2 separate regions of the Mus musculus genome follow, and region 1 is linked to region 2. A link is a loop called in an ENCODE intact Hi-C map of the cell type or tissue named here. Cell type or tissue: heart. All regions are shown on one strand.

Evidence for each region. Peaks named below come from ENCODE experiments on the same cell type or tissue, not always from the same donor. Only the 100,000 strongest peaks of a DNase experiment are listed, where the experiment ranks them.
Region 1: a loop joins it to region 2, with 2.0 times the contacts of the local background. A loop is called at or near these places in 2 of 42 quality-filtered maps.

The regions. Positions count from the first base shown.
Region 1 is chr19:40,391,708-40,396,707 of GRCm38, reverse strand. It overlaps Sorbs1 (sorbin and SH3 domain containing 1), which reads left to right. Exons shown (of 29, transcript NM_178362.1): 5 at 3,192-3,320. Among named protein-coding and RNA genes, the nearest start is that of A930028N01Rik, 97 kb to the right of the region's middle. In heart, no CTCF peak of the experiment used is centred here; DNase peaks (open chromatin) are centred at 147, 707, 1,907 and 3,637; H3K27ac peaks cover 1,924 bases.
Region 2 is chr19:40,488,663-40,493,662 of GRCm38, reverse strand. All of the region lies in intron 1 of Sorbs1 (sorbin and SH3 domain containing 1), which reads left to right. Among named protein-coding and RNA genes, the nearest start is that of Sorbs1, 23 kb to the left of the region's middle. In heart, a CTCF peak has its summit at 2,742; DNase peaks (open chromatin) are centred at 2,672, 3,802 and 4,402; H3K27ac peaks cover 4,356 bases.

The DNA of each region.
Region 1 (5,000 bases), 97 kb after region 2:
AGTTATTGTAAACATAGACTGTGTGCGTGCTGTGTGCCTTCCGAAGCAGCAGCAGGATGGACAGAATGGGCGCTGTCCACTTTCCTTCCATTCCTTCCTGCCCACTTGGCAATCCCAGTCACGTGGTGCTGAGTCAATAGTCTCTTATTTCCAAGCAGACCTACCCCGTGTCATTCTGTTTTCTGTGACTCTGAGACCCCTGGGCACAGTCCATTGGGGTTACTCTGGCACCATGCTGCATCTGCAAGGGAGGTTTGGTGATGTGCCTGTCATTGAGATGGGTGGTCTAGGCAGGCAAGAAATGGGGTCTCGGCATCCAGCGCTGTGTACTGGGGTGCTGTCCAGAGCCTTCCTCATCCACTTGGCACCTCTTTTCTAGCAAAGAGTGGGATTAAGCAGCACCATCTGTTTCCCAGCAGATGGGGGTCAGAGCAGGTACAGGACCCTAAAAGGTATGCTTTGAAAGAAGCAGCTTTGAGGCCTGAAGGACCAGGCAGTCTACAAGGGCATTCCCCCTTTTAGCTGCACTCAACCTACAGCCATGGCCCCGTCCTCAAATTCCCGGTTGTACAGCAGATGACCCACTGTTCCTAAGGGACACCTCGTACTCTGATTGTATCCCCCTTCCTCTACTTGCCAGGCCATCTGTGTCTCTGTACATCTCTGTCCAGCCCTGGCAAGCTCCCTGTGCCAGGGGCTGCCAATACCCATGGATCAACTCCATCTGAGTGATGGCCTCAGAAAGCTTCAGCCATCTTGGCCCAGAACCCCAGAGAGAGAAAGCAGGCTATTTTTAAGGACTGCATCCACGGCTCTCTTCATTGTTCTTGTGGCGTAGGCAGTTTCCTCCTATTGTCCCCACACAGTTCCTCGACTTGCCTGAGCGGCTCCCAAATGTTGTTTCTGGATGCACCGTTTACCCTCTTGTGTTTCCAACAGCCGACCCTTTCCGTGCTCGCTCTATATCTGCTGTTAAAATAATTCCCGTGAAGACAGTGAAAAGCCCTTCAGGCCTAGTACTCCCTCCAGGTATCTCTCTTTGGGGCTGTTTCTTTTAATTGTCCGATCATGCATGGTTTCTTTCCTTCTTTGCTCCTAACACCATACTGTGAGCCCTAATCCTCGCATGTGTAGAAGGCATTTCCTCTCCCTAAGTTGTTTCCTCTGTGTGTGCGTGTGTGCGCGCGCGCGCGAGTGTGCGTGTGCGTGTGCGTGTGTGTGGTCTGTCTGCAAGTGTGTAAGCCAGGGAGGAGTAAGGGAAGAGCCTGAGGCTGCAGCCTTGTCTTCCTTGCTTTAGAAGGCTTACTGTAGAGGCTGAACCTTCTTTGTAGTGGGGCTCTCTCCTGAGAAGTTTGCAACTCCCAATACTTCTGTGAAAACTGTGTTTCCGGGAGAGTTAGCCTGGCCTCAAACCTCTGAGTCAGGCTGAATGTGAAGCAGCTCCTGTAGATGTTGGATGGTGACTCCCCGTGTGATACTCAGGGCCATTTCCCAGAGCACTCCAGCCCCTCTCTGGCTTCGCCTGCAGTTCCTTCCTGCCTCTCCTCTCCAAGAGGTGGGGGGGGGGGTGTACATTTCTGATTCAAAGTTCTGTGTAGTCAGAGTGGGATGGGTGGAGCTCAGAAGTTGGACAGATCTGGCTATGCGTCCAGGATCGTACAGCTGGGCTGTAGATTTGCCAGTTTGCCTGATGTTCCTATGACCAAGGTTTGGCTTTCCTAATAGTTTTATAACACCAGTCACTTACTCTCTTGATGGGGCTAGGCGCTCCCTGGGGTTGCCATGTGGTCTGGGATGTGCTGTGAGTTTTGTGGTTTCCTCCCCATGGAAGAGGGGGTGTTGGGGGCAGGAATAAAGAGCAGGGGGAAAGGAAACTTGCTTTCTCATTACTTCCCCCCACCCCACCCCCAAACAGACATGGGCAGGGTGTTGAGTCCCACCCAAAGACACGCTGTAAGCTCCAGCCTCGCCCTCTCATCCTCATTGTGGTAATTTTAGATCAGGAAGCTGGACTCTGAGCAGTTTGGCAGGTGTGGGGATGTAGGAAGTAAGTGTGGAGTTGACTTGACTTAGCTGCATAGAAACACTTGGCTCTGTGCTCTGAGAAGTAGCGTGGTCTGTTCTCCTTCCCTGCCTCGTTACTGACTTTCCTGAAGGAGGGACACTCAGCCTGCTAAAGACAGCAGGCCTCTGTTAGCCACAGAGTCAGTTAGTTACAGTGAACCACAGTCAGAAATATGAAATGAAGTTATTAAATATTAAGTGAAAAATGTTAACTGGAAACAAACAACACACTTTTTATTGAAATCACTTTTATATAATGAAATAACGTATAACAATGTTATAACGCTACCATTTTATCAGAGTCACTGTTGCCAGTCTTATTACTGTGCCCAACTCATACATTAAACTTTATCAAAAGCACGTCTGTTTGTATAGGAAAGATTGCTCCCATAGGCTGAGTATCATCTGTGGTTTAAGGCATTTGCAGAGGGACTGGGGACATGTAGCCCTGGATTCAGGAGACTGCTTTGCGGGTCTTCCTAAAGATGTCCAGGCTGGTATGGACCTTGCCTCTGCCTGTGGACAGTGAGGAGTCTATAGACTATAGAGAGGTTCAGAAGACACTGTTGAGTGTGACCAAGCCTGTCTGGCCACCTTCCTGTTTTCTCATTATGCCTGAGTGTGAAAGCTCCCATCTGTGAACAGCACCTCCCTCTGTCCCGTAGTTCAGGGGTATTCACCAATGAGAGCATCCCCGAGGTGCCACATTGCCAGCTTGCTTTTTTTTTTTTTTTTTTTGGTGAGAAGGGGATCAGCAAGCTTGAGAGCCCTTTCACAAACTCTCCTGTGAACCATGCCTTACTAACTGGCCAGTAGTCTGCTTAGCAACCCAAAGTTCATTTCGTAGAAGGAATGAGCCAGCTTCCTTCCACTGGTAAATGTTTTCAGCTGACATTGTAACTCATGCATTTCCTCAGAGCTTACCTTGCCTCTTTTCCCTAATTTCACAATGCTGGTGTACCGCTGTACCGATTAATTCTCATTGGTCGTAGATGTTTGAAGAGTAGGCTTAGATGTAACCAGGTTCGTCTCAGTCCTCCGCTATAACCATCTGCTCACGGACTGGACTATCCTGCTCCCTCAGAAGTCTTGGCTCACACCCTCCCGTTTGGATCTTTCCTTTTCAGACATGGACCCTACCAAAATCTGCACTGGGAAAGGAACAGTGACTCTTCGGGCCTCGTCTTCCTACAGGGGAACCCCAAGCAGCAGCCCTGTGAGCCCCCAGGAATCTCCGAAGCATGAAAGCAAGTCAGGTGTGTTGTCCTGGAGTCTGGGAGGGTGGACGTCCTTATGGTTCTGGACGGGTGGGGCGAGGTGTTGTGAATTCATCAGCCTTCTTCTCCAGGGGTCCCAGGATGGTGACTATGATGACTGGTCCCTTCTGTGATGACTGGTAGGTCAAGCCCTGATCTGGGCGAGACAGTCACATGCTTTGGGTGAAGGCCCAGCCTAGTGACCTCTGCTTTGACTGAGCAGAGAGCCCTGTTAGGTGGCCAGTACTGTGAACACTGTGTTGTGTGGATGTAGGCAGCTCAGCATCTGCAAACAGGTGGGATAGGATGGTGATTAGATGCCCCTAAGGTTCCATCCACTTCTGAGGCTAGCTCTGACTTGGCCAGGTAGGGCTGGCTGAAGGAGCCAGAGACAGAAGTACAGGAGACTACAGAGCATAGCTGCCAGAAGGGGTGTGGAAACCAGGGGCCACAGGTGTGGGGTAGGGACCAGGCTGCAGGGGCAGGGAGGATCACAAGAGCACTTCTAAGATCGGTGGTGAGCAAGGGCCAGGTCAAACCCATGGAACCCATGCACAGAGCCTCTGTCCACCCTGACCCTGTGGACTGGGAAACCAGAGTGCTTATCACATGGTTGTTGGGACTTCAGCCTGGGACCCTGGATTCTGGTAGACCTTTGTTTATATCCTGTCTTCCCCACCTGAAGTCTGGACAGTCTGGGACAGTTGATTTCTTCTCTCAACCCTAAGGCTCTCATGGGATTGATGATACTTGCTACATGGGATTATTATAAGCAAGGAAGAGATGCAGGTTCTAACAGGCCTGCTGGCATGGGATAAGCTGTGAGGTACCGTTTAGATTAAGATTGGGATTGGGTTATTTTGACCTTTCCAGAGAGCATTCTTCTGCCTGTGTATTCTGCCATAGAGAAATGCTGCCTTGTGGTTCCACAGGTAGCTAGCTTGGGGTGGTTCAGTCTCTAACCACTCTCTAGGGCTCTTATCCCCACTGTATCACAGGCATCCAAAGTAGACAAGCATGATGGGCCCAGCCCAGAATGTCAGACCTGTGATGCCTACTTGTCAGTCTGAGGTAGGCTCTTGGCTTTTGTATTTCTGACAAGTTCTTAGGTCACGATGTGAAGCCGGCCCAGGGGGACCACATTTGAAAATGGCTACAGGAAATGGGGTTGTCTTTTCTCTTGAAACTGGGAAGCTTAGCACCTTCTTGGAATCAGAGTGTAAGGGAAATTGGACTTGCCACTTCCGGTAAAGCGGGAAGTGAGTGTTGTGACATAGTAGAATTATGTAGCATACAAAGGAGAAATACTTGCATCTCCTGATAGTCTGCACCAGCTACCTATAATGGGTACCACGGCAGATGCTCTCTCGCGAATGATGCCAGGCTAGGGTTTGAACATAAGCTCCTTACAGGTGATACTGCACTCTGGGGAGGTCTTCTCTGTTCCTAGGCCTAGGGAAAGACTTGAGCCATCTTCAGCACCTCTGCAGGTACAGGACTTCTTGGTTCCATATCTAAGTCCACACTTGATTCCTGACCCTCTGAAGTTTGCCATTCCCTTCTCTAGGAAAGATGCGGGCAAGAAGGAAGGCAAAATATTTTCTTTACAAGGCCGCCGGAGGGTATGCGGGGAAGAGAGATTACCAAAGAGAAAAGCTAAGTCAGGCAAGCTTAACCTGC
Region 2 (5,000 bases):
GATATGGTCAGGTTGTGAAAGACAGAAAGGTGGATGGAGTCAGAAGGTGTGAGCTGGATTTCAGGATCCGCAACAGCGACTGGATCTGTCCTATGAGAGGATGGCCGAGATCACCTTCTTGCTTTCTGGGAGTGGTTTTGCCATGCTCCCAGTGTAATTACTAACAGCGCCCCTGCCAGTTTCAAATATGCCTGTGTGGGTGGTAAATTTTATGGCTCAGCAGTCCAGAGGCATCGTGAAACAGAGTCTGTGAGGGTTTCACAGTGGGACACAGTTGAGTAGGCTTAGGAAGGAGAGTGTCCCTAGTACCATGGAGTCTGGAGGCAGGTGATGAGACACCCTCTAGGCTGGCAGTTCAGGCCTGACCTCAGGAGCTGCAGAGATACCCAGGGAGTAGTTATTGAAATGACACCACGCAGTCCCTAAAACGGGTCCAGGCAGCTCTCCCGACAAGCAGTCTTCTAACTGGAAGTTATGATTGATAAGAAAAAGAAATACTACAATGTGCCCATTTCCTGAACAATTAAGAGCCAGAGAAGCGTCTGCCCAGCCTCTCCAAGGGCCTGGCACATCCCTTAGCTATTCACTTTCTTAAACCCGCCATTGTCCTCTGGAATTTAAAATAGGTTATGAATGTGCTTGATGTCAGGAGAGATAAATGTGTGAGGAGGACCGTAGTCAATACATTTCCTTTTTAAGTAGAGACAATATAAAGAGCTCGAGTCAGCCCTGAATCAGTCTCGCTCTGTTGTCGTGATTGTGTAAAACCTGGGCTGCTCTGTGTCTGTGTCACACTGTGGCTATTCCCCTCCGTCCTTCCAGCCTAGCAGCCCCCATGGACTCCCAGCCTTTTTAGGCCATGCACAGCTAGCTCTCCTCACTCGGGCCGTTTTGTGGGCCCTGCAAAGACGTGGTGCGATGAGTGTTGGGTGATTTGGTGCTCTGTCTAGGGGAGCTCTTTGGGGTGACATTCAGCGGTGCTCCCAAAGGAACCTTTTGGTCTGGAGAAAGTTGGGAAGAAGATGTTTAACCTTTTGAAATGTTTGCTATGCAGAGTTTAGAAGTCAGAACACTATGAAAAATACGCAGGTAGCTGTAGCTACTTCTCTTCCGTGTCTGCTCTCCTCCTTAGGCTCAGCTAGGCAGAGTGAGCGCGTAGTCCAGTTTTCCCAGTGCATTTCCAGTGTTCATTTTTGTCCCAGCATATGGTCAAGGGGCATTCTCTTCCTCAGTAATTATGTCACTCAACAGATAGTTTCTTGCGTATTCTTCCAAGATATCTGAAGGCAGGTTCATGGATAAAGGGGAAAGGGAGAATGGTTGCTTGTATCACTTAACTGTGTCCTGGAAACTATGTCCAGGCAAGTGGGAGTGTCCTCATTTTGCTACACTGTCTCAGCAAAGCCGTTGTCCTTCCCTCAGTTTACTAATTAGTTACTATTTGGGGAAGAAGCAAAAGGCTGTAGGAAGTGAAGACATCTCATTTTAAGACAAGTGAGCTCAGGAGTAGACTTTTATATTGGAAGTAACTGTTAGACAGAAACTTTGTGTTTGGCACGTTGGAGGGAATGGACTTTGCCTGTTCTGGTTGGAACCCTTAAGGCTGTGGTTCTGTCTTCCCAGTGTTGTAACCCTTTAATACAGTTCCTCATGCTGTGGTGACTTCCAACCATAAAATTATTTCATTGCTACTTCATGACTGTAATTTTGCTATTGTTATGAATCGTAATGTAAATATCTTGATATGTAGCTACAAAGGGGCCGCAGCCCACGGGTTGAGAACCACTGCCTTAAGGTCTAGCTCAGGTGCCTCAGCTCTTCAGCAAGGCTTTCCTGACTCACTGACCACACTTCCTTGGTATCTCTAGTGATCCACTTATCCTTGCCTCTATCCATCTGTCCAATGTCCAACATTATACCAGTCAGTGTTCAGCGAGCCCTTCCTAGTGTCAAGATCTTTGTTAGATATATACTTAGGAAGATGATGTGAACTTTGCTCAGAGAGTTAGAAGAGTGTTAACCTTAGACCCAGGGTGCAGAGGGTGCCTGGCCTCTGTGGAGCTTGGGAGGAATGGGGAGAATTCTGAAGATGGCGCTTGCTCTTTGGTTTCTATTACATTTGCCTTATCTGGGCTGTTAGATCTGTGATCTTTATGTCCTCTCCAGCTCTGGCCCCTGCCCTGTCACTACAGTCCCTGGTGTGGTGTTTAGCATTTAGTAGCTATTCAGGCATTTCTTGAACAGGGTGAAAATGAGCCCACATTAGTTAAGTGAACCTAAAATCAAATGCATTAACATTGCCAGGCAGAGGTGAGGTGTTCTGCACTGCTCTTAGCCGTCATGACCTGTGTGATCAGCTGGAATCCTCTAAGTTACTGCCTTCCCCTCCCTTTAGTCTGTCTCTATCAACCTAAGGAGTTTCTGTCCTTCCCTCTACACGTTAGCTCTGCCATCCTGAGAAAACACGCTCCCTGACAGTGCTGCAGAAAAGGGAGCCATAAGCCCTCCCCTACCCTGGAATCATGACCCTTTGGGCTCTTCTGTCTGGTGGCTCAGTGACTCTTCCTTTCATCTAATAACTTCAGCTTCCTTTGTAGCTTCCTGGTGCCACAGGGCTGATCGGTCCAGGATAAGAGATACCGAGTCCCGGAAATTGACCTTTTACTACAGTTAAAAAGGCCGCAGGGAGAATGGTGACGACCAGTTGTGTAGCCTTGAGCCCTTCCTCGCCAAGTGGACAGTGGTTAGCATGGCAGGGAGTTCTGGGTCCCCAGCTGTGGTGGCTCAGGAGCAGCAGCGGTGTTGGGTTGTCACGGGAAAGGCTTTTGGCCAGATGTTAGCAGCTGGTTTCCTAAGTGTGTAGAAGCAGCCTCTGGGAGGAAGAGGTGAGATTTGCTTCAGAGCCCAGATTTCCCTCATCTTTCCTTCCCACGGTAGCTTTTCTCAGGAAGTAGGGAGGCAGGATGGTCTCTCTCTCTGGGAAGTCTGTTCTGAGTTGATGTTTTAAATGCAGACTGTGTGCCCGGCACCGCTCTGGAGTCACCATGGCCTGTGAGATCAGTTATTCTTAAACTTTGGGGAGCAGAAAGACCCTTTGTGGTGCTTATGTGTATTCTTCCCTATTCGGATGTAAAAGCCTGCATTTTTAATATGTTCCCTAGGCTGTGCAGCCTGTATCTGGATATTTTCAGCTTGAGGTAACAAAACCTAAGCTAAAACGGCCGGTGGCAACTGGGAAACTAATTATTTCTTAAACGGGAGGCGTTTCTTGTGGCCTGTACTGTGACTTGTGACATCCTGACTTGAGACATAGGGTGGGCTTTAGAGTTGACCATTGTGATGCCTGAGTGAGGGCAGCAAGTCCCCCGGTCCTGCTTGCCTTGCTATCATTAGCATTGAGGGCTGCAGCGTTTCCACACCTGTCAGGCTTGCACTTCAGGCCTGAAGGCTACAGATAGATGCTGGCAGTCTCTCGGGACTTGGAAGCTTCTGGAAGAACATCACACACTCTTCCTATCTTCTACTCTAGGCTGGGTTTAAGTCTTTCTGAGTCAGTCACGGAGCAGTCATTCCTTGTGGAAAGGGATTACACTTCTTGTTCACGGAGTGGAGAAGTGGGGGTGGGGGGCACGTTTCCGGACCCAGAGGTAGGGTGGGCTTTACTCTGTGGTAAAACAGGGGCAGTACCTGAACAAACAGAGGCTTGGTCTGAAAGAGGGAAGCAGCATCCCAGACTGGCAAGGCTCCCACCAGGACCCCGCACACAGGTGCTTCGCCACACCCAGGGAATAAATAGGGACAACACTGGCTGTGATGTCCTGTGCCCTCAGGGTTGCTGGAAAGGTTATCTCTCTAGTGCAGCTGAGGAAATGAACCTCAGTGAGGCTTAGTAACTGGTCTCAGAAAAAACGCTTAGTTGGGGGGTTGGGAGAGAGAAGTGAGTTGCGTGAGACACCATTAGCTCTGAGACTGCAGACATCTTTAACATCTCTGATGTCCAAGCAGCCCCTACAATCCTCCTCCTCCTCCTCCTCCATGGTGGTAATTATTCCCGGCAGGAGGCCGTCTTCAGGACAAGAGTAAAATCTACAACACTTTCTCTAACCCCAAGTTGACGATGCATGAAAAAGGATAATAGTTGTGTGAGCTCCTGTTTTGTGAGTGAGGTCAGCCTGTCATCCCTTGTGCCTCATGTGCCGTGCATATATTGCTTCAAATCTGAGAAGTTAACCTATGAGGCTTGGTGTATCATCCGTGCTCTATGGATGGAGAAACAGAGGTGAAGGGGTGTGGCTGGAGGGGGCCGTCACACAGTTTAGGAGGCAGACTGCCTGCCTCCTGGCCATGCTACTTCTCTATGCAGTCAGTCCAAGGCTTATCAGTGGTGGCCAGCTTTGTTATGCCCCTGAAGGAAGGCACTCAGGAAAGGGGGTTTTAGTGTCATGGGTTTCCAAAGGAGCTGAATGTTCCTCAAGGGAATAATTCTCAGGGCAGTAGGAAACATATCCTGAGCACAATAAACACAAGAGAGAGTCAGGAAATCTTGTTTCAGTATCACAGATAAAATGTGACGAGGCGGGGCGAAACCCTCAGAAAGGCTTCAAGGGTTGTTGTCTTCGAAAATGGGAGGTTCTGAGGGTAAGGAGCCAGTGCTGACCGAGTAGACTCGTAATAAATGTGGGCAGCATAGCAGCAGTGGGTAGAGCATCTCACCACTTCTCTGGGAGCCCCCACTCTGCTGCTGTCCTTTCTGGGCAGTGCCCACATTTACAAAGCAGGGTCCTGACTTGCTCAGTGGGTAGAAGGATCAGATCAGAGAGGTGAAGGGGGAGTTTGTGCAGAGCCGTGCAAAGCATGGCACAGGGTTGAGACTGCCGTGTCTTAAGCTTAGTGCAGCCTCCCTGGCTGAGAGCTTTTAGTTGCCCAGAGTTTGTGGGCTCACCACATCTGGTTGGAGGGCAGCAGTCTAGCTTTGGCCTCTCTTTACAGTGGAATCTTCT